Linked DNA regions of Mus musculus: regions 2, 3, 4 and 5 are each linked to region 1. Evidence: chromatin loops called from intact Hi-C (ENCODE). Cell type or tissue: heart. All regions are shown on one strand.

Evidence for each region. A loop is a pair of places that touch in the nucleus more often than their neighbours do. Peaks named below come from ENCODE experiments on the same cell type or tissue, not always from the same donor. Only the 100,000 strongest peaks of a DNase experiment are listed, where the experiment ranks them.
Region 2: a loop joins it to region 1, with 8 times the contacts of the local background. A loop is called at or near these places in 8 of 42 quality-filtered maps.
Region 3: it touches region 1 in a loop (2.7-fold over the local background); 25 of 42 quality-filtered maps call a loop at or near these places.
Region 4: a loop joins it to region 1, with 2.7 times the contacts of the local background. A loop is called at or near these places in 24 of 42 quality-filtered maps.
Region 5: it touches region 1 in a loop (8-fold over the local background); 7 of 42 quality-filtered maps call a loop at or near these places.

Annotation. Positions count from the first base shown.
Region 1 is chr13:37,941,902-37,946,901 of GRCm38, forward strand. Rreb1 (ras responsive element binding protein 1) reads left to right here. Exons shown (of 12, transcript NM_001177869.1): 11 at 4,956-5,000. Among named protein-coding and RNA genes, the nearest start is that of Gm52041, 22 kb to the right of the region's middle. In heart, a CTCF peak has its summit at 2,643 (motif pointing left); DNase peaks (open chromatin) are centred at 2,630 and 3,700; H3K27ac peaks cover 370 bases.
Region 2 is chr13:37,538,945-37,543,944 of GRCm38, forward strand. Lncbate6 (a long non-coding RNA gene) reads left to right here and starts at 1,192. Exons shown (of 3, transcript XR_382205.2): 1 at 1,192-2,464; 2 at 4,052-4,248. In heart, a CTCF peak has its summit at 2,985; DNase peaks (open chromatin) are centred at 2,967 and 4,147; H3K27ac peaks cover 1,520 bases; H3K27me3 peaks cover 278 bases.
Region 3 is chr13:37,450,297-37,455,296 of GRCm38, forward strand. No RefSeq gene overlaps it. Among named protein-coding and RNA genes, the nearest start is that of Gm4035, 18 kb to the left of the region's middle. In heart, a CTCF peak has its summit at 1,920; DNase peaks (open chromatin) are centred at 1,435, 1,925, 2,285 and 3,035; H3K4me3 peaks cover 1,548 bases; H3K27ac peaks cover 3,082 bases.
Region 4 is chr13:37,465,790-37,470,789 of GRCm38, forward strand. No RefSeq gene overlaps it. Among named protein-coding and RNA genes, the nearest start is that of Gm40914, 19 kb to the right of the region's middle. In heart, a CTCF peak has its summit at 2,102 (motif pointing right); DNase peaks (open chromatin) are centred at 2,182 and 2,684; H3K4me3 peaks cover 716 bases; H3K27ac peaks cover 832 bases; H3K27me3 peaks cover 825 bases.
Region 5 is chr13:37,432,247-37,437,246 of GRCm38, forward strand. It overlaps Gm4035 (predicted gene 4035), which reads right to left and starts at 2,875. Exons shown (of 2, transcript NR_167664.1): 1 at 2,750-2,875. In heart, CTCF peaks have their summits at 1,975 (motif pointing right) and 2,199; DNase peaks (open chromatin) are centred at 2,115, 2,245 and 2,795; H3K4me3 peaks cover 1,272 bases; H3K27ac peaks cover 872 bases; H3K27me3 peaks cover 561 bases.

The DNA of each region.
Region 1 (5,000 bases):
CTTCCTAAAATTGCCATTGCTCTGATCCTGGAAGATAGGATGAGCCGGATATTGTGCGCTTTCGGCTCCTGACTTAAACCCCTGAAGGAAACACGAAGCTCTGAAGTCTGGGGGACCCAGATCCTGCAGCTTTCGTGAGCAGCCCTTGCCCAGTGGACTCAGTACTGCAAGAACTGTGGCCCTCCAAGCTTTTAGTTGGGAGGCGGGTTGAGGCGGGGCAAGGCGGGGCTTTTCTTCTCAATAACTCCTCCCTGTATAAATCTGTCCTTGTTTGAGACAGCACTGTGCATGTCCTTCTTAATCACAACTCTGCTTGACCTGTCCGGGTATTATGCTCCTGTGCTGATGTGTGCCTCCTCCCTCGGCCCTTACAGAGTAATTAACGCTGCTCCGTTCCTTTTCTGCCCGCTGCCCCCATCACCTTCTGTATTTACTCAAGTCCTCTATTTAATACACTTCCATGGTCTAACTGCTAGAGTTTGCTAGCCCTACCAAAACACACCGTACAAAAAAGTAAGCTGCCTCAGGCCACTTGGTAGCAGTAGCAGGGAGGGCATTGCACACACAGGCTTCAGGCTCCGTGGGTGTTGAAAGTTAGCGTTTGCCCATTTCTGGGATCCAAGCCAGCCTCTAATGTGTTCATCTAGGGTTGCAGTTGTCTCTCGTGACTTCTCAAACTTTGGTGGGATGGAGTGCTGTGTAGTTTGGAGAGTGGCACCCTGAACCTAGGAGTCAGTGTGGATAGAGTGACAGTCATTGATTCCAACCCCTGACCCCCTTGTCCTGACCTCAGTGTTGACACATCACAGTGGACTGGCTATCTGGGAGAGCTGACCCCAGTGGGTAAGACACCTTTACCCTTCCCACCACACTGCTTATTCAGACCAGTGAGAGCAATGGAATGCCTTGGGCTTGCTGGGTCCTTCTGCCCAGGTTAGACCCTCTTGTTCGGGCAAGAATGCCACAGCTGGTTTGCTAACCACACTGCACCCCCAACCCCCAACTTCTATTTCCACACAATTCCCTAGGATCTGGGAGTGAGGACAGGTAGCCTGCAATGGTTGAGTCCCTGTGAGCTAAGCCTGATCCGCTTCCCAAGCGGCTGGAAGCCCAAGGCACTGCAGCAGCTGTCTTTGCCACAGACCATCCTGATAATGTTTAACCATCATTGCCACAGTACCCATTAGACTGGAACATTTTCTTACAGCCTGCTTTACAGAAAGGTCCTGTGATTCTCCCCAAACCAGTTCAAAAGGGAAGGCAGCTGACAGGGGGGGGGGTGCTTTGGGGTGGGAACCCATGTCCTCAGAAGAGTCTCAGGCACTGTACCCTGCTCATCCAGGAGGCTGTTCACAGGAACTCTGCTGACGCCAGAGCTCGGTCAGAATTTATGGTTTGAGCTTAGCTTTGGCACAAGTGTTAGCCTGTGGGCGTATTTATTTTTTAAGTTTACAATTACAGGTTTTCTTTTTCCAAGGCCCTGCCCCAGAAGTTATATAGATTTTCTTAAAGGCACAAAGCCTCTTAGAAAAGAACTATCAAAGAGAGAAGTGTTTGGTTTAATTGTAGATACAGCCCATGGTGAGAGAGAGAGAGGACAGGCTGAGGTGGGAGAAAAAAAAAAACAGAACAGGAGACCTAGGAATTGAGGGAGGGGTTTGAGAAATTTACAACCCAAGGCAGTGCGATACTGGCTGGGGGTAGAGGAACAGGTTTTTTTTGGTTTGGTTTGGTTTTCTGGTTTTAGCCTAGGACTGTGGTTAAACTCAGGATGACCTTGAACTTGTGAACCTCCTGCTCATAGCTCTGGAGTGCTCACAGGAGAATGTCACCCCAACTCCAAGTCCATCAGCTTGGGGTGACGAGCACTCTACCAACTGAACTATCTTCTCCATCCCAAACAGACTTTGTTTTAAAGAGACGGGAAATGACCAGAAGTACTGAAGCTTTAGAGGTTCAGTTTATATGCAAAGATTGAATTCCTTTTAAATCCCTAAACATGTTTTATAATGTCAGTGTCACTTTTCCAACCACATGAGGTCTTCCATGAAAATGTACCCCAGATTTCCTCCTGTACCCGATGCTAAAAATACTAAGGCGGGGACAGTTTTCCCTTCTAGGGTTGTATTAAATATTCAGTTTTACACTGAGACGCTTTCCTCTGCGTGGCAGATGTGGCCTACTCTACTCTTGAATGTTCTTGGTTCTTATTCAGGGGATGCGTGGAGGAGCCATTCCATTGGTAGGCACCTGGACCAGACCTTTTACAATATAAACATGAATTTTTTTTATGTATTTTATATGTGTGAGTGCTCTGTCTGCATGTACACCTACCTGCATGACAGAAGAGAGCATCAAATACCATTACAGATGATTGTGAGCCATTGTGTGGTTGCTGAGAATTGAACTCTGACCAGGCAGCCAGTGATCTTAAACTACATTTCATTTGTAGGAAGGAAGCGATCCTTAACTGTGGAGATGACCAACAAAATATGTGGGGTTTTTTGAGGACAAGCCATAATAGGACCTGCCCATTCAAGTTGACTAGTCACTCTCTTGTATGAGAGGAGGTTAAGTCTATTGTTCCCAAGAATCATAAACCAGGTCACAGGCTATCCTGCTAAAACACTCCCCCCTAGTGGAAGTCTGGAGTGCAACCAAGCTACCTTTGTTCTTTGTACACAGAAAGACCTTATCCACCCACCCTCAGAATGGAATTGTGAATGGGACAGTTCAGACTGGGGGCATGCACTTGGCTTTGGTTTCAGAATTCATTTTTATTTTCATAAGTCTATCATTTTAAATACATTCTCTCCAGTTCAAACAGCCTATGTGCTGGGTTAGTCCAGGGCTGAAATGGAAGAAACACAAATTTGAGAGACTAGTCTAGGATGCATAGCAAGCTCCATTTTCAAAAGCAGAAGATGTTTTTGCTGAGAACCCAATAATAGGAACAGCCAGGGTAAAAAGTAGGAAAAAAGTAGAATTAACCACAAAGTAACCTTATTTTTAAACTGGACTTGGCTTATTCTGAAAAATACTTGCCACACAAACTTGAGGACCTGAGTTCAATCCCTAACCTAACAACCGTTAAAAACAGAAAGGAAGGAAGGAAGGAAGGAAGACAGACAGACAGACATGTGTTAGCTCACGCCGAAAATCCCACCACTGTGGGAACAAGATGAAAGAGGACTGAAGCTTGCTGGCCATCCATTCTGTCCAATCAGCAAGTTTCAGGTTAGTTGAGAGACTCTGTCTCAATAAATAAGTAAATAAATAAATAAATAGAAAGTAATTGAGGAAGACCCAAGGTAGATAGTGACCTCTGATTTCCAAACACACGTGCACACAAGACACATCCATGCACACACAGAATTGCTCACAAAGTAAGCAATCTGAGCATCCTGTGTGTCAGTTGTAGTCTAAAGTAAATCGAAATCCATCCCATAGACACTCACTGTGATTCCAGAAAAAGAGCAGAGATGTTTTCCTCTGAGCATAAACGGGTGATGTGGGTGGGAATGTCCCCACTTGATTGCAGGGATGCCCTAAGCAGGTGTGAGGTATAAGTGTCATGTCTGAGGCGGCTCCTTTTCCCCATCTGAGACCTGCCTTGATGGCACATGACAGAGTGAGCACGTGACACTAAGGAGGAATGACAGGCATGTGAGTGGCCTTCTGGCTTATTCTACCACAGCCCGGAAAAGTCTCAGATTAGCTGCATGCATTTCAGCTGCCTCGGGCAGTGGTGAGAGATGTGGCGCTCCTAGGGCACACCTGTGCTTGCCTTGAAGCGGTGACTCTTCTCTGTGGAGCTCAGAGGAAGCACTGAGCACCCTTAGAAAACCGGACATTAAGTCCTCAGCCAGCTTCCATTTCATTGTTAAAATCATTAAGTCTTTGTTCAACCCTGTTAAAGAAAGGGTAATGTTCCTGGTACTGTTTGTGGGGTTTTTCCCATGTGGGCTTGTTCTCCTTCCTTCCTTCCTTCCTTCCTTCCTTCCTTCCTTGCTTCTTCCCTCCCTCCCTCCCTCCCTCCCTTCCTTCCTTCCTCATAGCCTGGGCTAGCCTTGAACTTACTGTGGAGCCCAGCCTGGCTTCAAACTCCTACCTACTTTAGTTTCTGAAGGTCTGAGATCGCAGGTGTGCACCAATATGCCTGGCCTTGGTGTCATCGATGTTGGCCATGGTTCCCTCTTTTTAAGGTCACTGAAAGCTGGTGGACTTCCCATGTCTGTTTCGCTATGGGGGGTGGGGGGGGTGTAGACAAGTGAGATCAAGAAATCACTGTCCTCAAAAGATCACTCACCCTATAGATCCCAGTCCCCATGCTCACCCACAGCCCCTCAGAGCCGCTCACCATCCCTCCCCACGTGCCCCTGGCCAGGTTTGTGTTCAAGGTCCTCCCCATGTGTTGCCTACAGGTGCAGGAGCATGTTTGGTTTCTGGCCTCTACCTGGAGATGTGCCTGTGGACCATTCACACAGAATCTGCATGTGGGCTCATTTTCTGTGAAACTCTTTGAGGACCACATTTGGAAGATGGGGGGGGGGTGTTCTTGTGTATGTTGCATGTTTGTAAAAAGCTCTTTGCACTGGAAAGATAACCCTTACAACTTGGCTTCCTCAACCTCCCTAGTGCTGCGAGTCTCTGGAATGCACGCCCTCTCTGTCTGCACTGCCTGAGTCACTCACACCTTCCTGGGGGTGGGGGCAGCTGAGTGTACGTGGGCGTGATGGTGGAAGTCAGGAGTTCTGAGGCACGAGAGCCCATCTGCCTTCCTTGGGAGTGTGAAGGCTGGTTTGGCCTTTATAACTCCAGATTCAAAAACTCCTCATTAGGTTTAGTATCCAGGATTCAAGGGTGGGTCTGGCCAAGTTCCATTAGAGCCCTTGAGAAGGGCTTGCCTAGTGTCACCTCGTCTGAACCTCTCTCCTGTCTGCTTGCTTACACAGACAGCCAGTCAGACACAGACACGTTGACCACCCCAGGTGAGGTGC
Region 2 (5,000 bases), 400 kb before region 1:
TCAGCTTCTGCCATGAAGAAGCTTTTTCATCCCGCCCTCCCACCTTCACGATGCTCTGTCAAGAGAATGGAGCCAAGCAGCCACAGACTGACGCCTCCGAAGCTGTGAGCATCAGCAAATCTTCCCTCAAGTTCTTTACATGGGGCACTTTGTCACCACCATAAGACTAGCCAATCTACAGGCCAGATGCCAGCTCCTCCGGAATAGTTTCCCATAAGCCCTTTCAGCCCGCGTTAACTGACTGACAGGTGTCCCCATCACCCTCTTTCTCTGGCAGGCCTATTTTACACTATAATATTGTTCTGTTAGCATTGCAGGTTCCTCATTAGGCAGAAATAATATCATAATCCTATGTTCCTTGCACATGATCCAGATGAATTCTCCCTCTATTCCTGCTTCTCACACGAGCTGGTGCACACACACACACACACACACATACACATACACACACACACACACACACACACACACACAAGCACACGCACACGCACACACACACACCACTGCTACTACACCAGTAGAGACTCTTTGCCCCCCTTCCCAATAAAGGATATGCACTTTCCAGGGGGGCTCAAAGGGTCTAATTCTGAAACATAAATAGTGTGTATATGCTGGATCAGTTCAGAATCTATTATATCCAAAGGAAAAATTGTGGATCTATTTCTAAAAGTTTCCTAGTCACTTCTGAAGATAAATTTTGCATTTAAGAAAAAACTCAGAGTAGAGAGCTAGAAAGATGGCTCAGCAGTTAGTTGTGCTTACTGTTCTTGCAGAGGACCTGGGTTCAAGTCCTAGCACCCACATGGCTACTCACAACCATCTGTAACTCCAGTTCCAGGGGATCTGACGCCCTCTTCTGACTTCCACAGGTACCACGTATGCCCATGATACACATGCATACATGCTGGCAAACCATTTTTTGTGCATAAACAAACAAAGCCAAATAAAGTAAATAAAATTAAAAAAGAAAAAACAAGTAGGAATAGGAGATGTAGCCCAGGAAAGTACATGCCTACCACCTTCGGGACCCTAGGCTGAACCCTTAACACTGTAAAAATAATAATAATAATAATAAATTTTAAATATTAAAATGAATCAGAAGCCAGGCATGGTGGTACATGCCTTTAAACTTAGCACTTGGGAGGCAGAGACGGTAAATCTCTCTGAGTTTGAGGCCAGCCTGGTTTACATAGTGAGCTCTAGGCTCCTCAAGGCTACAGAGCAAGATCACATCTCAAAAGACACAAAAAATAAACCACAGTAATCCTTTGCGTTTGCTGTCTTGCTTTATAACTGCATTGTCTGATATGAGCGTATTTGTAACTGCAGGTAACAGAACACTGAAAATTAGAGTCCTTGGAGAAATAGCAGCCACCTAACTCAGTTAGCCAATGAGAGCATGTAACAAGGGTACCAAGTCAACTGGGGCAGGACTGGCCTTCACCTTCAACACCACTCAGTGTTCGTATCTCTCACTGCGCAACGAGTTTTGTTTGGTTTTTCATTTAAGAAAAGCAGACTTGAGGGACCTGGGGAAACAGCTCAGTATGTAAAGTGCTTGCACGATCCCCTGCACCCCCATAAGAGCTAAGTGCAGTGCTGCGCCTGTGATCCCAGGACTGGGGATGAAGAGGCAGCGGGATCATTGGGGCTTGTTCCCAAGGTCTGTCAAAAATGGAGCTCCAGATTCACTGAGAGGCCCTCTCTCTAAAAAGTAAGGAGGATGGAGCTGAAGGTTTTGAGCATCAGCTGCTCATCCAGAGGACCTGGGTCCAAGTCCCAGCATCCAACATGGATGCTCACAACCATCTGTAATTCTAGTTCTTGGAGATCCAATGTCCTCTCCTGGCCTTCAGGGTCATCAGGAATGTATGTGATGCAAAGACACTCGAGCATGCAAAACACCCATATATATAACAATAAGTGTGTGTGTGTGTATGTGTGTGTGTGTGTGTGTGTGTGTGTTTTAATGAGGAAAGTAGTTGAAGAAGATGCTCAGTGTCACTCTCAGCTCCCCAGGCACTAACACATATGCAGAGGGACACACACCTGTGCTTGCACACAGAGAAGTAGATCTGAATATATGAGTGCCCACCGGTGGCCAGCCAGGGATGCTCTCTGCAGCCACACCTCAGTACAATGATCACAGCATGGGACATGGATGCCACTGGGGTCCATTCTGAAGGACAGCTCTGTTTCCTGCCTCTGGCCAGCATCTGTGGTCAGGCAAAGCTACGAGGAAATACAATGAAGGTCAGTTTAACAAAGACCCCAGTGTGGGTGAAATTTAACACCACAGGAGACAGACTGTGGGAGGAGGAAGAGGAGCCCAGAGCCCCAGGCTCTGTGGAAGAAATGGGGAAGGGTCAGAGAGGGAACTGGAAAGAAGCCTGATCCCACTGCAACCTCTACAGCCAGACTGCTGGAGACTTCCGAAAATGAGGCACACCAGGCACAGACAGTGGTAAGTGCTTGCCATTCTAGCTCCTTGGTATCCCGAGACTAGAAGAGGAGGAGGAGGAGGAGGAGGAGGAGGAGGAGGAGGAGGAGGAGGAGGAGGAGGAGGTGTCCAGCGTTCAGAGTTTAGGACCAGCCTACTTTTTTTACACAGTAAAAAAGTCTCTCTAAAAATATGTGTGAACATACACCACACACACACATGAGAGAGAGAGAGAGAGAGAGAGAGAGAGAGAGAGAGAGAGAGAGAAATACAGATACACAGAGACAGACAGACAGACAGAAAGCCAGAGAGAAAGAGAATGACACCCACTGCCCCGGGGGGAGGGACATCTGGCCACAGTAGGTCCTTTTCCAATGAGTGACATTTCCTTGACGTGTCTGAGCTGACAAATGCTCTGCCACAGAACCTGACAATGGAGCAGACTCCTCCTCCGAGGAGCGGATGCCCTCCCTGGCAACTGGTGGTTTTGGCTCTCACAGGTCTGGGGGAAACCACAAGGCTAGTTTCTGTTTAGTTCAGGCTACCGCTAGGTGGAGAGGGTGGCTCTCTTCCTGGCTTTTTCAGCCCCTGGTACATGCTGTCACAGGAGAAGCTTAGAGCCAGGATAGGGGCTATCTATCCCTTGGTCACGAATGTCTTGAAGACTGGAAAGGTTTTAATTTATATTTCCTCTACCCTTACTCCCCCTCCCCGCCCCCCAAGAAGCTTTTCTGGAGCAAATAAGGCCACATCGCATCAGTGTCCTGAGGAAGAGTCATGCAGATTGGGTGTACTCAGACCATAGACCCTCCAGGCATGTGGGAGTCGGGGGTGGGCAGAAGATGGGCAAGCCAGGAGTGTTTGCAGGCTGGGTGGGAGGGCATGTTAAGGGTGATCGGAGCATGAGGTCAGCTGCAGCTGATAGAGGCTGCTGGCAAGAATTGCTCTCCCACTCACCCTCATCGGTTGCCCATGGAGGCTGGGTGGTTTTGATGCACCCAATCAGCTGGTGGATCCATGTTATGGCCCCCTTCTTCTGGCATCACACTCATCTCTCTTTCATACTTCCTTGTACCCTGGCTTCCTCTTATCCCTCCCATACCTATGTGCACCCCCTCCTCCAATCTCCTTCCTTAGCCCCCGTGTCCTTGCGAAATAGGAACACACTGATGGTTGAGTGCACCCTGCAGCTGGCTCAAGGCTCCCCACCCTAATGGAGGACAAGCTACCTGTTGACCCCTATATCCTGATCTAACTTTCTGATACTTTGTTAGCTCGGCGTGAGGGCACCCAGAATAAAGTGAAACGTCACATAGGTCATATGCAGTTTTTCAGAAGCAAGTGGAGAACTGCCTTTCCTTTCTACCAAGTTTGGTTGTCAACCCTGATGCTGCTGTTAGCAGGATTGTGGACGTAATGGCTGCAGCTTGGGCAATCATTTTGACCTACGCAGTATGTGTCCAAGGGTATTTGCATGGCCCCGCCCCCATCACTTCAAGTCACTAATGAGTCTTTGAGAGACTCATTTGACCACAACCATAGTCTTTGGTCAGGAAGAACTTCGATCTAGTTGAAATGAGTCTCACCAAGTTTCACACCGTCTTGTTGCAGAGATTACAGTGCCCTGACATTTTACCCGCTTGGCTAGGCCGGGCCCATTGTGCCGATGTTCCTGCTTCTAGTCGCTTTCAGGCACAGCCCACAGCAGCACATTGCTCTGTGCCTTGCATCATGGGCCTCTCACCGTCTGCCCCGGGGCTTCCCTGTTGTGGAAGATCAAGGCGCCGTGGGACCCACTACCTAAGCAGGTACACTGAGTTCAGGTCAGACTTGTGGGGCCATGGGCAAGTGGACAGAGAAGGAGGCTGGCTGCTTCATGGGTGGCCGAGCACAGCACAGATGCCCCTGCAACTATTTCCTGGTCTGGCCTCCTCTCTCAGGAGAGAGCAGACTAAGTGTGCACGCAGACTCTGCCTATCATAACGTCAATCTGAGGAAGACTTGACCAGGCAGACAAATTTTCCTTCTCCGTGCTACTGTGGCAAGCCCCAGGGCTTTTTCTGGTGGTCTCACATGAAGCAAAGCAATTAGTTTTACTCATGAGAAGCTGAGGCTAGCCCGGTAATCATCCCCTTTTTTTATCCAGCATCCTGGACACTCCTACTAGCTTTCAGAGCTCTGCCGATTCCATAAACTTAAGACAGGGAGACGTATGGAGAACTGAAGGAACCCCATGCTGAAGAAGCCCCCTCCCTCCAAGAGAGCAATATTCGCTGTTAAGTGGAAGCTGCTGCTCTTTAGGGCTCTCTTACCTGAAGTCTTATCCTGCTGCAGATACACATCTCTTGGCTGCGAGTCCCAGAGCCCTCTCTACCCTGTTATTAAAATACTTCTCTTCCCTTTCATTCCAATTTCACTTTTCCTGGCTTGGCTGTATGAGGATCCATACAACATTCCTCCCAGGAAAGTCTAAGGGGCATAATTATCCCTCGACTTGCCACCCCTGCCTCCTGCACTTGCAGCCATGAAGAAAGGAAGAGGATCTGGGGTAGGTTAGATG
Region 3 (5,000 bases), 490 kb before region 1:
CCAGTCTACACAGTGAGACTCAGTCTCTGGAAAAGAAAGAAAGAAAGAAAGAAAGAAAGAAAGAAAGAAAGAAAGAAAGAAAGAAAGAAAGAAAGAAAGAAAGAAAGAAAGAAAGAGGGAGGGAGGGAGGGAGGGAGGACGGACGGAAGGAAGGAAGGAAGGAAGGAAGGAAGGAAGGAAGGAAGGAAGGAAGGAAAGAAGGAAGGAAGGAAGAGAGAGAGAGAAAGAAAGGAGAGCTATTGGGCTGCTTCTAGAAACTTGGCAGGAATTTGACATTGGGACAGGACATAGATGTGGGCTCACATATCTTGATGATCCTGATAAGCCCCTTGAAACAGTGATCGTGAGACTTTGTTTATTGCTTTGTTTGTTCCTCAACCTATAGCTGATCTTATTCTTTGCATGTACTTAGAATGATATAAAAGCAGGCTGGAGAAAAATAAACCCGCTTTAGCCTTAGCACTGGTTGGAGTCATGCTATAATGTTGTCTAATTGGAATCAAGTTATAATGTTGTCTGATTGGAGTCATGTTATAATGTTGTCTAATTGTCTTTTTCTTTTCAATCCCCACTCCCTCCCTTGAGACCCGGTTGACTGACTGAGCTGGCTTGGTCAATAAATAAAAACCGTCTGCCAAGGCTAGCAGATACAGATTGGGACGCACCAAGTTTGGGCCCAGTCCACAAGGGGATTCCGTCTCCATGTCCCTTAGCTCCTGGTAGTCCTTACACAAAGTCTGTGCAAAGAAACCCTCTCGTAGAGCTCAGCATCTCTCATGACCATGTGCAACAGTCACTTTATCCATTCTCTTTAGGCTTCCTTTAGGTTTTCACGTTGCTGTGGCTTAGCTGTGTGTCACCCAAAAGGCTGCTGTATTGGAAGCTTGGTCTCCAGCTTGAGTTAATAATTGAAAGTGGTGAAATCTTTAAGAGGTGGATCCTGATAGGCAGTTAAGCTGTTGCATGAGGTTATTAGATTTTAGGTGGTTGCTGGTTTGGTTTGGTTTGGTTTGGTTTTTGCTTCCTGGTCACTAGGAGACCGGCAGCTTCATCAGCCACATGCTCAAGTTCAGCAAAACCAAGTGACGATGGACTGAAATCATGGACCAACGTAACCTTTTGCTTGTTATAAATTCATCAGCTCGGGTGCTCTGTGATGGTAATGGAAAGCTGACAGATACACAGATGGTGGTTAAGTGCCGTGTGCTTGTAAGGAGGTTCTAAGGATGTGGCCTTGGATCTGAGCAGCAATGTCTGAGAAAGCAAAACTCATGAGGTAACCAGTCTGAGGACAAACCTGGAATCTAGTCTTCAGCATTGCAAGTCCGATTTCTAGCTTAGTGGCTCAGGGCACTGAATCAGGCTCTTGGCAGGGGTTTTGCACAGCATTGACCCGGCACCCTGTGAGATCAGAAAGGGGAAGTGCTAGGCTGAGACCCATGCAGAGATGAGATGCTCTCATGAAGGAAGTGGGAGGAGAGCTGGCAGCTTGAGGGAGAAGCCAACTTACTGAGAGATGTTTTGTGATTTAGAAAAAGACATAAGGCAATTTTTTTTAATTGAAAAAAAGAGAAAAAGAAAAATCCATTGGTGAGAAAAAGACCAAAATGTACAGAGAAAGAATCAAAGGGGGAGGGGGGGTCATCGTTTCAGAGGAGATGGTCAAGGAGGGTAGAAATCCAGCCATGGGAAGATGTTTATTTTCTAAGAAAGGAGAAGGAGGCAAACTGGGAAATGTGGAGAATGTCAAGGATGGGGGCAGGAAATGCAGGAAGCTCGCAACAGATGGCCTCAATCTTCTAAGTGAGAAAAGAGGCAGCAGTTAGCTGGGTGCCGATGGGAGACTGGACTGGAGGCGTCCCTAATGGCCACGGGGGTCTGGGCTGGGTCCTAGGCTAGCCACAGCTGCACTTCTCAAGCCTGCCTGTAAACGGAGTGGCGAACAGTGTGGCAGTGCAGATTTCCAGACTTCTCCCTCGAGACGTGCATTCTGCAGAACTGGGGTGGCCCGAAATCTATGTCATCAGGTTGGGCTCGGAGAACACTTGCCTCTTTAGAGAAACTGGCCAGTGTGAGAACCGTTGCTCTCAGGAGACCCATAAACAACTGGGAAGCGCGACCCTGAGGGATCGCTTTGAATCCCTGCCTCCGCCAAACTCCTCCACCAGGAAGCTGTAGGGAAGAAAACCAGAGGTGGGGGTTAACTGTGTGCCTGTGTATCTATCCAGGAGGGAGGAGTCTAACCAGGTCTGCCCTGGAAGGCGAGGTATATCCGGAAGGGAGTGATCTAGCTAAGGCAGCAGAGCCTAGCAAATAGGGTGTGGCCTGGCCAGGGGGGTGGAACTGAGTCAGAAGGCAGAAAACATGGTCTCTAGCACGGGCGGCGAGGGAGTCCAGTGAGGGATGGTGTCTAGCCAGGAAGATGGAACTGAACCAAAGGAGGACAGACAGGTCTATGAAAGAGAACGGTCTCTCCAGAGTGTTGTGTTTGGAAGTCTGGAATGTTGCATTCACCATGCTTGACCTTGGACCACCCATAGCAGAGACCAAAGGCAAGAGAGTTCTGCTAGGCTATGGGCAAAGTCAAGACAGAGGAGCCAGGAGAGATGGAGAAGTGGGGAGGAGATGGAATCTCGGACTTGGGGGATGGGATAGGCAGGTAGTCCCCATCAAGCGAGGGAGGGCATACCCCCATGAGCACACTGCTTAGATCAATTGCATCTTGCTAAGGTAGAAATTTAGTGTAGGGGGAAATTAGATTTATATGGCAATAAACACATTCTACTGATTTGTAAGAAATGGAGAAAAAAGTCACCACCACCACCAGGCAGCATCAAAAGCTCGCAAAGATTTTTCTGAAGCTGTTTCCCAAGATTCATGTCTTTCTATGATGAGGCCCGTTTAAGAAAACGAGCTGAGACGATCCTTTGGCTTAGGAAATGGCTACCTGGCTTGATTCCGCAGACCTTTGGTGGACCTCCTTCCCAGCACCTCTGCCTTATGGCCTCAAGAGGGCGCTGCTCCACTTCCTAAACTCCCCAAAGGCAGCTGATGCCCTTGGGAGGCCTCGCCCTCAGTGTTCCTGCAGACATTTAAAGGGGAACACGCACAGAAAGAGACAAAAAATACAGTTTAACGCCTTAGCCTCTTACACGTGGTCCTCACAGGAACAACGGTAACACCAACTAGGAGCTTGCAGAATACGCCACGCCCCCACCACTGCCCCGACAGGCTTCTGTTTGAAATTATCAACATCTTAACGAGGTTCTCCTGGGACCTCTCTATACAAATCCACTTTAGAGAAGCAATGGCCTCGCCAACAAGGTGCTATTTCTTGATTATCTGCCCTTTCTTCTCCCCACCCCCCACCCCCCAACAACTTGGGCACTGCCTCTATAGCAGCCATCCCCAAGAACATTCTCTCAGACCTTACCACAGCTTAAACTCAACATTTAGTCTGTCCTTTCCAAGAGGAAGGTGCTTCATTTTAAGAAGCTAGGGTTTTGTTTTGGTTTTTTGTTTCTGTTTTTGTTTTTTTCTTAAGAATTATAAAGTTATTTTTGCTGTGACTTTAGTTACTTTTCTTGTGGCTGTGACAAAGTATCCGACCTTAAAGACACACCTTAAAGGAGGGGAGGTTTATTTTGGCCCATCTTCAGAGGACAGTCCATCTCCACAGGAAGGCATGGCAGAGACTCAAGGTAGCAGATAATCTTGGATGAGGTACAGAGGTGGACAGGCCTAAGACAGGACTGAGCTGCAATGCTCCAGGCCGGTCCCCCCTGCCCCGTCCTCCAGCTGGATTGTAGTTTTCAAAGGTTCTAAAGATTCCTCCAACAGCTGTGGGCCAAGTGTTCAACATAGGAGCCCGGAGGTGGGGGGAGTGGGCATGGCGGGGGATATTACAGGCTTAAACTATAACAAACCCCAAAACTGAATGCTTCAAAATTAACAGCATTTCTCTATCTTCTGGCTCCTATGAGCCAGGAATCTAGGTGTGGTTTAGCTGGAGACCTCTGACAGAGGTTGCAGTCTGCATAGGTTTGGGGCCTTAGTCATGCAGGGCTGTACCAGAGGGCAGCTCGTGTGAATTCCAGCTCACTCACCGGGAAGTCAGCAGGCTTTAGGACATCACTACCTCACTTCCCTGTCACTGAGCCATCCATCACTGTTAGCCATTGTCCCTTAGAGCAAGAATGCTGCAAGGGCTGGGGAAGGGACCCAGAAGCCAAGCAAAAGAAACAGGACATAAAAGCTTGGAAGTACCCTCCCATCAACTCTGACACACGCTCCTGGTTAGGTCTGAGTCATTAGGCGCAGCCCAGGCTTAAGGGGAGAGGATAACACAAAATCCGAAATTCCAGGAATTGGGGCTCACAGGACCATCTTTCAGGGAGTGATGTCACAGCTAGAGCCATGCCTCAACAAGGCAACTGCATCAGCACACAAGAACGTGACCTTTACTGTCACAGCCAAGGATGTCCTACAACCTGTAACAGGACATTGATTCTCCTTTAACCATGGCTTCCCAAGTGACTGTACATTAGAATATCCAGGGATCTAAAAAGAGCAAATGCCCAGGTCCTACCCAAGACCCTTGAACCAGGCAGGTGTGGGCCATTTGTTTGATTTTTCTGTTTCTTTTAAAATCTCCAGCCTGATTCTTTTGCACAGTTGGGGGTGAGATTAAAAAAAAAACCCAAATGATAAATAATTGTTGGGCCTGTGGTGATAGTCACTGAGGGAGAAGATGTAGGGCCTGGCAGCTTAGATTTCTGTGAGAGACCAGTTGGGAAAAGGAAAATAATCTAGGGAGATAAAGAGGAGGTGGGGGAGGGAAGGAGAGGGGGAGGGGAAGGCAGAGGGGAGAGGGAGCAGGAGAGGGGGAGGGGAGGAAAGGGGGCAGGGGAGGAGAGGGAAAGGGAGAGGGAGAGGGAGAGGGAGAGGGAGAGGGAGAGGGAGACGGAGAGGGAGAGGGAGAGGGAGAGGGAGAGGGAGAG
Region 4 (5,000 bases), 480 kb before region 1:
TAAATAAGGGTAACTATTTGGGAGTCTTGTGGGTGTCACATGGCATGCACACCATTTGAGAGTGTACCCGTTTGCCGGGGCTGCATAACAAATACCACAGAGAGGGCAACCTAAAACAGCAGACAGCTATGTCCTCACAGCGCTTGTCTAAGGCCAAGTCATGGACTGGCTTGCTTCCAAGGCTTGTAGCTGATCTCCCTGTGTGTGTCAGAGTCCTAATGTCCTCCTATAAAGGTAGGTTGGATGAATGCCTACTCAAATGACCATTTTAACTCAATTTCACATTCAAATGGTCTGTCTTAATACGCAGCCATTCTACGTTATAGAAGTGGAGGATCAAACCTTGTGCATATACATTTTGGGGCTATAACTTAGCCCACAACAGAGGCTCTTATCTAAACATGCAGGGGAAAGTGGATCTCTGCATGGTGTCATTCCTAGGAACACAGAAGGTGGGAGCTTTCCCACAAGACTGGAGGATAGCCCTTGCCCCAGGAGTAAAGAGATGTTCACACTCTTAGGGAGTGGTCCCTTGTGTGTTTTTCTCCCCTGAAGCCTCCCACTGGCCCTCTGGAAGGGCAGAAAGGAAAGAGATTGCTATCAGAACCAGAGGGGCTAAAGAGAATTACTGAGAAAGGGAGTAAAGAAAATATATATGGGGAGCAGGGGGTAGCCGAGGGGCTGTAATCTGTAGTTGACAGTGAGAGAGACAATGAGACCCAGATATAGCTGAAGGCTCAACCTGAGGAGAGAAAGGAGTCTAGGCAGGGAACTAGAGAGGTGAGTAAAGAGATGACTCCCCCTCACTCGAAAGTCTCTGCCAGGTTGATTTGTGGCAACAGTTCGCCCTTCACCACCCTGGGAACTCTTCCGTGTATATATATTTGTTGCCAAGCAAGAAGTCAGAGGTCTGGGTTATATGTCCCTGTCATCAGCCGAGGAGAGCCAGGGACAGGGCTCCATCTGTAGCATCCAGGTTCTTCTTGCACACTTCTACCTGGTACAGTAGGGGCCCTTGACTTTGCACAGAGAATTTCAGCCTGAGCCGGTACGAAGCAGAGTTGGAGTTTATTCAGAAGAAAAATATTAACACAGATTTCAGCACAGGGGCTGAAGAAAGAGGGTCATCTGGGGACAGATGGGACACACCCAGGAATGGGTGGGGGCTTCTTAAGGGACAGTGTTGCTTAAATGTCCAGCAATAGCAGTCTATAGTATTTGGGTAGCTTTTGGAATTACGTTGCTCAGAGGGATTTCTTTATCTCCGTATAGATCATGAGATTACAGAGGGGCTCTGCAGGTGCCTGGGACAGGGCTGCAATCCATTAAGGCAAGGCATGGGACTAAGGTTGTACAAGAAAGCAAAGGCATATCTTTTAGGTAAATGAAGGGACTGGGACGATCCTTGGGAGAGTCCTGGAAAACTGCAAGCTTGTAACTGAGAAAGGACTAGTGAATATATACTGGAATATAAGTGAATATACTGGAGGTCATATATGCATTGCCCTTAAACATGATGTTCCGACATTTTAACGGTCTTCTTTGAAATATATATAAAGTACATAAAGGTAACACTGTCTCTGTGTAGGCGGCCCCCCCACCCCACCCCAACAGTAAATGTCAATCCTGTTGGGATCCTTGGCTTTAGGCTGTTGAGAGACATTCCCATACCATTCAGTTCCCTGTCGTCTTCTCTCCTTTCTCCTCTCTGCGTTCACTCAAGGAAAGCCTAGAGGCGAGTGGGCAGGGAGCTTCTCCCAGTGCCCATCAAGATCTCTCCGCCACAGGCACACTGGCAGAGACTCTGTCCCGGTGCTTTGCCATCAGTCTTCTTGGTCCCACAGTGCCGCTTTACGCACCTGTGACTCTTGGGCCCTCAATAAAAACGGAGTAAGAGTAACCCAGATGGAACGTCATATCTCAGGGTTATTGATAGGAAATTAGATACTGATAGCTTAGAGGGTAGATATCTGCCCAGCCCTAGTGTTTTAAAGGTTTATTATAACTATATATATAAAAAAAAAGATTATAAACTTGCCAGTTTAAATAGATCTAAGTCCTTTGCATCGGATGGTATTTTCCACTTAACTCTCCTCTGGGGGGCGCTGGAGTCTAGTTAACCCCAGGAAAGCTGGCAAGTATCTGGCATCTGGCCTCTTCTGGTTTCGTGACAAAGGTGTACCCGTTGAAAGAGCAAGGCAAACAGGCCGCTTTGCCAATGGGGTGGAGATAAGGAAGGGGCAGGCCCCTCTGAGTCTTTACGTGCACGCAGTGGGCAAAAGTGGGGAGGCCTTCCTGGGAGCCAACAGAGTTCCACAGGGAGAATCTGCTGGGAACTGGAGCCCCTGCCTCATATGGCCTGACCCCCTACCTCCCACCCTCTTTTCGGGGCTGCTCTCTTGGCCTGAATTAAACTCTCGGTGTGGAAATCTGTTAGGGAACAAGATAAATGCCAAGAAGGCAAGAGAGGAGAAACACAGGGTAAAATGACAGGGAGGATTCTGCAGCCTCCCAGCGCTCCCAACTTGGGGCTCAAGCACACATCGCCACCCTCCCCTGCAGCCCACACCAGCAGGCTGGGGTGAAGACCTGAGGAAGAAGATAGGCCAAACAGAGGCTGGAAGCTGCCCTGGAAGAGAGAGGCCAGGCCCAGAGTCTTGAGAATGTTTTCTTTTCGGGGAGATGCTTCGAGGCGTGCAAAAGTGAACAGTGACAGCTTGCAGGAGCCCGGGCAGTCAGGGCTCAGCAGACAACCCTCTGAAGGGGGCGTGGGGTGGGGATGCTGGCTGGCTGTGGCAGCATCGGGCGGGTCACTGCACAAAATGGTTTTTATAGCTCTATTTGGCTTCACAGTCCTCAAACATAGACAAGCTGGAGGGCGGGTGGTTTTAAGATCCACTTGTGTGCCATTAAAGCACCCAGATGGGAATTCTAAGGGTTTCTGTACTCCCAGCTTCTTAAGCAACAATAGGAAAAAGCCCAGAAAAACAAACACAGTCGGAACATCAGGTTTTCTTTGTTTCCACTTAAAAAAAAAAAAAAAAAAAAAAAAAAAAAACCAAACACCCTCCCCAGGCACGTGCACCTTCCACCAAAATGTGGCATTGACTTTTAAAATACAAACAAAAGGCAGCAGAAACTGTGGGTGGAAAAGAAAAAAAAAGAGCTGTGCTATCCTGGGATGTTCCAGCTCCACTTCTACTGTGGAAGCCAGAACAGAGATCTTCCATACGGACTGCAGAAGCATGGAAAAATCCGAGCCACCATGTTCTGTAGATGTCTCATGAAGCATTCGCAGACAGCATCTCAGGTCATCCACGTTCACTTTTAGATCAGCTAAAGGGTATGCCAGATTAGCAAACACAACTGCAAAATTCGGGGTCCCAGAGACAAGAGGAACCCTTCCCCGCTATGAATTATGACCCTTGCTTGCAGAGTCTACAACTGTCCTGATGTCTGATTGCAGCCAAAGGCCAGACTACCCAGGAGCATGCAGTGACATGCAGGTTCAGGAGCTGCCTGTATGGGAAGGTGTCAGCAAACAACCTCGCATCTGGGTCCTACTTCATGGCTCTACAGAGCCAAGCCTCGAAGATGCTGAGCAAGGGGAGTAACAGATGTTCTCTCTCTCTCTCTCTCTCTCTCTCTCTCTCTCACACACACACACACACACACACACACACACACACACATGCACACACATACACACAAAAGATCCATAACACTGAAACATTTGACAATATTCAGCAGCCATGTCCTGAAGTCTGGAGAAGCCAGCTTCCTTTGGTGATGAACAGCAGTGTGGAAGTGTAAGCTGAATAAGCCCTTTCCTCTCTAACTTGCTTCTTGGTCATGATGCTTTGTGCAGGAATAGAAACCCTGACTAAGACAGTGTGAACCAGTGTTTCTATTTGCTTCACTGTCCCATCACCTAGTTTTGGGCATCCCCTAGACAATCACCTAGTTTGGGGGCAGATGCTCTTGGCTGACCCTTGGCCTTTCAGATAGATCCTCGGATTCTGGGTGTCGTCTTCTTTGGAGGTATATGGTTTAAAGTGAGAGGAGGAGAGGAAACCGTTTTTTAAAAAGCCACTCTTAGTCAGTGAGGAAAGAAGCTACCTGCACCACAGACAGTTTAATCCAGAGTTGGCGGTGGACAGAAGACCCTTGCACTTGTCTCTGGGAAGCTGCCGGGCCACTATCAAAGGTTCTGTTGCTGGAGCTTAGTCATGGCCTCATATCTAGCACCCCGTGGAACCACAGCTAGAGGACACATGGTGAAGATCTGTTCAGCTGTGTATAACTCTACACAGGGCTTCTCTTCTCCCCTAGACAATCCTTTAGTGCTTGGTTTATGACCCCCTCATCTTTCCCATTGTCAGGGGCTGAGACCGTTGTCCAGAAATCCAAAGAGCTGACCCATAGCCCATCAAGTAAGAAAAATCTCAGCCTCGTACTGACAGTGTGACAAAATGACGATCTGTGGAGAGAAAACAGGAAAACTGCACTCGTGGGTCAGTTGGGAATTCCCAGCAGTTTCTCCACTCCTGAGACATATGTACCTTGGGACTGTTAACCTATGATTACACAGATGGGGCTGGGGTATGAGCCAGTGTGAAAGCTATCCAGCTTGCCAGATGGGGCTGGGGTGTGAGCCAGTGTGAAAGCTATCCAGCTTGCCGTCTAATTGAAATGTTCAACAGTTTCTGCTTCCTTTCCAGCTCTGATCTTAACACACACAAATGACAAGATGGATTGAGCCTGGTTCCTTATCCCCAACTGGGGTAGCAAGCAGGGAAGCACATGACGATGTGCAAAGATGAGCCGTTGGTCTCCCAGTAAAACATGAACTGATTGAACCACTGCCTGCGGTTTGCTGATCAACAGGCCCATTCACGGGAGTAAAGTCTGCCCCTGAATGAGCCGAAGGACTGGAGATAAGCAGGAACATAAAAGGGGCGCTTTCCTTGACAGCCCAGAGGGCACAGACTTAGAAAGTC
Region 5 (5,000 bases), 510 kb before region 1:
TGTGTCGGAACACAGCTACAGTGTACTCATAGAAATAAAATAAATCTTAAACAAACAAACAAACAAACAAACAAACAGAATCCTCTGTGTGTATGTGTGTGTTTAAAACACACACACACACATATATATATACATATACACATACATATATATATGTGTGTATATGTATTTGTGTGTGTGTGTGTGTGTGTGTGTGTGTGTGTGTGTGTGTGTGTGTGTGTGTGTGTTTGTCTTTTGAGACAAGTCCTCTCTTTGTAACCCTGGCTGTCCTGGAACTTGCTCTGTAGCTGGGCTCCAACTCAAAGCTTTGCCTGTCAAGTGCTAGGATTAAAGGCACAACTGTGGTTTTATTTTATTTTAACTTGGCACCTTTGTTTTATTTTGTGAAAGGGTCTCTATGTAGTTCAGGCTGACCTCCTCCTCACCTGGTAGGCAAGGATGGCCTTGAACTCCTGGTCCTCCTGCTTCCACTTCTGGAGGGCTGAGATTCTAGGTTTACAGTGCCTGCCTAGTGTTGTATATTTATAACATCTGCCACTTTGGTCTAACCCCATTTCAAGCTCTCAGTGGCCACAGGAAGCTGGTAGTTGACACCACTTTGGATAACACGTGACTGGAGGTTAAGCCCTATAGATAGCAACAGTAACTGCCAATCATTACTTTCTGCTTACAATGTTGCTGTGTGCTTCCCGTTTGCCTCCTACTCCGGGCTTTGGGTGCTCATCAGACTTAATCTTTGTAGCAATCCCTGATCCAGGGACTATTTAAAATCGATACTGTAGGAAACAGTCTCACAGACTAAGAATTCACCTATGATAGACACAGGAAACTGAGCAGCAGAGACAAGACTACAGCCAGACGCCCAGCTGGAGTCTTCTCGCTTCTTAGCATTGCTAACCAATCAGCAGACCTAGAGAACTTGATAACTCTAGGTTATCAAGGACACACCGAAAATACATATATTGACTGAATGTATCATGAACAACATAATCAAAGAGGCTTACGTTTTGACTTCATTTTGCTTTTCCAGGATGCACTCTGGCCAAGCACCCTACCACTGATCTGCATGGCCAGCCCAACCCAAATGCTTTGATGTGTAAATTCATGTTTTGAGAGTGGTAAGGATAAGCTTACCCTTTCGGAAAACACCCCTCCCCTTTCTGCTCCTTTTCTCTCTCTGACCCCTTTCTCCCTCTCTCCCCTCCCTCCCTCCTTCCCCCTCTCTCCACATGTTCCTGGCCAGCTGCTGCTTTCTTCTTCTTCTTCTTCTTCTTCTTCTTCTTCTTCTTCTTCTTCTTCTTCTTCTTCTTCTTCTTCTTCTTCTTCTTTTTCTTTTCTTCTTCTTTTCTTCTTTTTCTTTTCTTCTTCTTCTTTTTCTCTTCTTCTTCTTCTTCTTCTTCTTCTTCTTCTTCTTCTTCTTCTTCTTCTTCTTCTTCTTCTCCTCCTCCTCCTCCTCCTCCTCCTCCTCCCCTCCCCTCCCCCTCCTTGTCCTCCTCCCTCTTCTTCTCTTCTCTTCTCTCTGCCTCCTCTCTTTCTCTGCCTCTACTCCCTTCTCAATTCCCCTTCTCATGCCCCCAAATAAACTCTATTCTATACAAGAAAGAAAGAAAAAAGCCCACCCCACCCCACCCATACCAGCACAGGGCTAGGAGACTATCAAGCCACAGAGAGGGCTGGGTTTATTATGTTCCCAAGCTCTGGGAGCTTCATGGAGGAGTAGCTTAGGGAACGTTGGGTTTCTCCAGAGTTGACAGACAGTTAAGGGTAAGAGAAGCCCACTGTAGTTTTAGTCCTCGTGCTTATATTTATCATTCAAGGATAGATGAAAGATGCCAATAAATACTCTTATCTAAAAGATAGTTCTTGGCATTTCCCTTTCACGCTACTAAGAACTTGTAAAACAGAGCTGGGGAGAGGTAATCAGGCTTCCGTAATTTACCCACCAAGCCCATTGCCCAGTAGTTCTCCAGTTCTACCAGGAGATGGCAGTAGTAATCAACGACAAAATCTTGTTGCTCGGCCTCCGGCAGCTTCTCATTGTCCTGTGGACATTTCCTGCATCTAATCTGATGCTTATGAAAACTATTTCCTCCTTTCAAAAGCACAAGCCCAAACAGAAACTAACCTCACCCTACAGATAAAGGATGTTTGTGCCTTTCCAGTTGTCGAATCCTCCCAACTATGGCTTGACTGTCAAGTATTTTCCCAGCAGCTACACGTTCGGTCCAGGAAGCAAAGCAAAAGATGCCGAACTTCCTCTGAGGGGCAGCACCCATCCAGCCACTACTGCGATCCCAACTCCGAGAAGTGGAGCGCGTGGAAGGATGCTGCGTGAATGACCAATTCTTTTTGCTATGAGAACGACTTTCCCAACACCCGAGCAGCTCAATCCAGATATTTGTCCAGATGCAGCACCCAGCTGTCTTTGAGCACGCAAACACAGGTTTCATGGCGTCCTTCTTGAGAGATGGCATTAAAATGGCTATTGCTGACACGCTGCAGAACAGCGGTAGGGCAGCTCAGACAGGGAAGGTTTGGAGAAGCCACAATGAAGTGTCCAGACAGAATTAAAAGTTTAGCGTGAGGGTGGGGGAAATCACATAATCAAATTAAGAAGTGATAATGGGGGAGTGGAAGGCAAGAAAGTCTCTATCCTTGAGTCTCAGCACTAGGTCGTGCTTAGAGTCTCTGATAGTGTATATGAAGAACCCTGAGGAAAGTTTAGAACATACTCGGTCTCCTTTCTCACCTGCAGGCAGGAAGCAGCTGGACGACCAGGGCGACTTGGCTTTGGGATTTGGAAAAGCAACGAAAGCTCTGGAAACTCCATTTCCTCATTTCCCTGCATGTTAATTAGAGATGGCAGTCCCGAACTGGCAAACGGTCAGGAGGCAGAGCAAACTGGCCGCCCAACGATGTTCAAGCCAGATAGTTAGAAACATAGATGATTGGACTTTCAATTTTGAAAACCAGACTTACAGAAATATTTTCAATAATTATACAAAGAAGTCCTATATACCTTTTAGAGGTTCTCAGAACAGTAAGATGAAAGCAGGATGCAATAATCAAGATCAGAAAATAACATTTACATGGGACTAGTATTACCTAACTTTCAGACCTTATTTAAGTGTTACTTGGTGTCCTTTTCTGGCTCAGGATGAAACAATGAATCTGTTGTCTGTGTCTCTCAAGTTCTCTTAAACTTGAAAGTTGCTGGGTCCTTTTTTTTCCCTCGTGACCTTGACACTTCCCAAGAGTACTACCAATCTTTTGATGAACTATGTCTTGGTTTGGGTGTGCCTGAGGTTTTCTCTTGATTAAATTCAAGCCAAGCTGTTGTGGCAGGAGTCGGACAGGAATGAGGTTCCTGTACATCGTATTGGAAGGCTCTCGCTGCTGACTTAGCCATTACTAGTGATCATTTTGGCCTCTTGCTTAGGATGGAGGCCAGCAAGGTCCTCTGCCGTAGTGTTACAAACTGTGTAAGTGTCTTGATCCTTAGCGTACCTTTGCCCTCTAATTTTTGCATATTCATAATCTCTACCTAAAATAATTACTACCCTGGTATTTACCAAATGGCATTTTTATTGTTATTGCTACACAGATTTGTACTTGAAAAATACATTCTACTGATTCTGGGATGTGTTTTGTTTGTTTGTTGGGGAGTTATCTCACTGAAAATTGGTCCCCAGGCTTTGCAAGCAAGTGAGCTACCACCAAGCTACATTCCCTGACTTCCTGATTGCTTTATTAAATATGTGGAGAAATATTGTGCCTCCCAGAATGTTTAACCCATTTCCATTTTGTGTTTTTATTATTTTACATAATGTTTTATTTCATGTCTTAATAGGTCTTATAGGACATTGAGATTATTCCAAGTGTAGTGCTAGTTTGAAAACTTACTGGACATTCATTTAAGCCCAAAATCTTATTCCATCACCTGTAATATTAGCACCTATGGAGAAAGAGAGAGAGAGAGAGAGAGAGAGAGAGAGAGAGTCAGAAGCCCTACCCTAGCCCAGAATCAACTATCATTCCATACCGTCCCTCCCCCACCTCACACACCCACCAGACTTGCTAAGACTTCGTTACTTTAGCGAAGAATGTCTGAGACCCTCTTCTCTCTGCATGAAAATACATCACAGCACCCCTGGAGAGCTTCTCAAATTCTGTTCCTGGGGGGGGGGGGTGGAGGGTGACGGGTAGATTCCAGTCTCCCCTAGAGCAAGCCTTTCCTTTTCTTGTAACCGGAGAAAAGTCACCTGCTGTCTTGGATAAGCATCACTAAGGGGTGTTGATTTCCACAGCACCAGAAGCGTCCGATTTAAGGGAAGGGTTGAAACAACACTTCAACCGCAGGAAGAAGGGCCTGCCCAGGTCTGCGGGGAGGTAGGAATTTACCAAAGCCACCCAATGAAAAGCCACTGGTGATGAACACCGATTTCACACCTATTACCTAGGGGGATGGTCTTTAACCAGTCCTGGTGTCATTTGCAAGTGAGCTAAGCAGATATCATTCAGCAAGCTCTGCAGTGTGGCAACCGAGCTCTTACGGGAACTTGTATTGTTTTCCAAAGCCGGGTAAGAGTGTGTCTGCCTTCACGGACTCCACGAGGCAGGAACAGAGCAGGACAGCTCAGCTGTCGGGGTACAAACTGGAGTAATAATAACACCTGTGCGAATGTGGCCTTCTGCGCCTTGCACTCTGAAGTAGGTATGGAATGTGGTTTTTAGAACAAGGAGGTTCAAGAGTGAGTGTGATTGCAGGACCCCGCCCCCTCAAAAGCCCAGGGGGGAAAGTCTGTGCTAGCGGGAAAGCCTTGTGCATGTGGGGAAACTGAGCCACATGCAGAGTGGCTACAGGACTGATGAGGACTGGAGGGACAAGACGGAAGATTCAGAGAAGCCCAATCTATTGCTGAGAACCGAGGGGTGTTGTGTAGAGGAGTGTTGGTGTATATTCATGATACATTGCAATGGCTCGCACAGGAACATCTTCA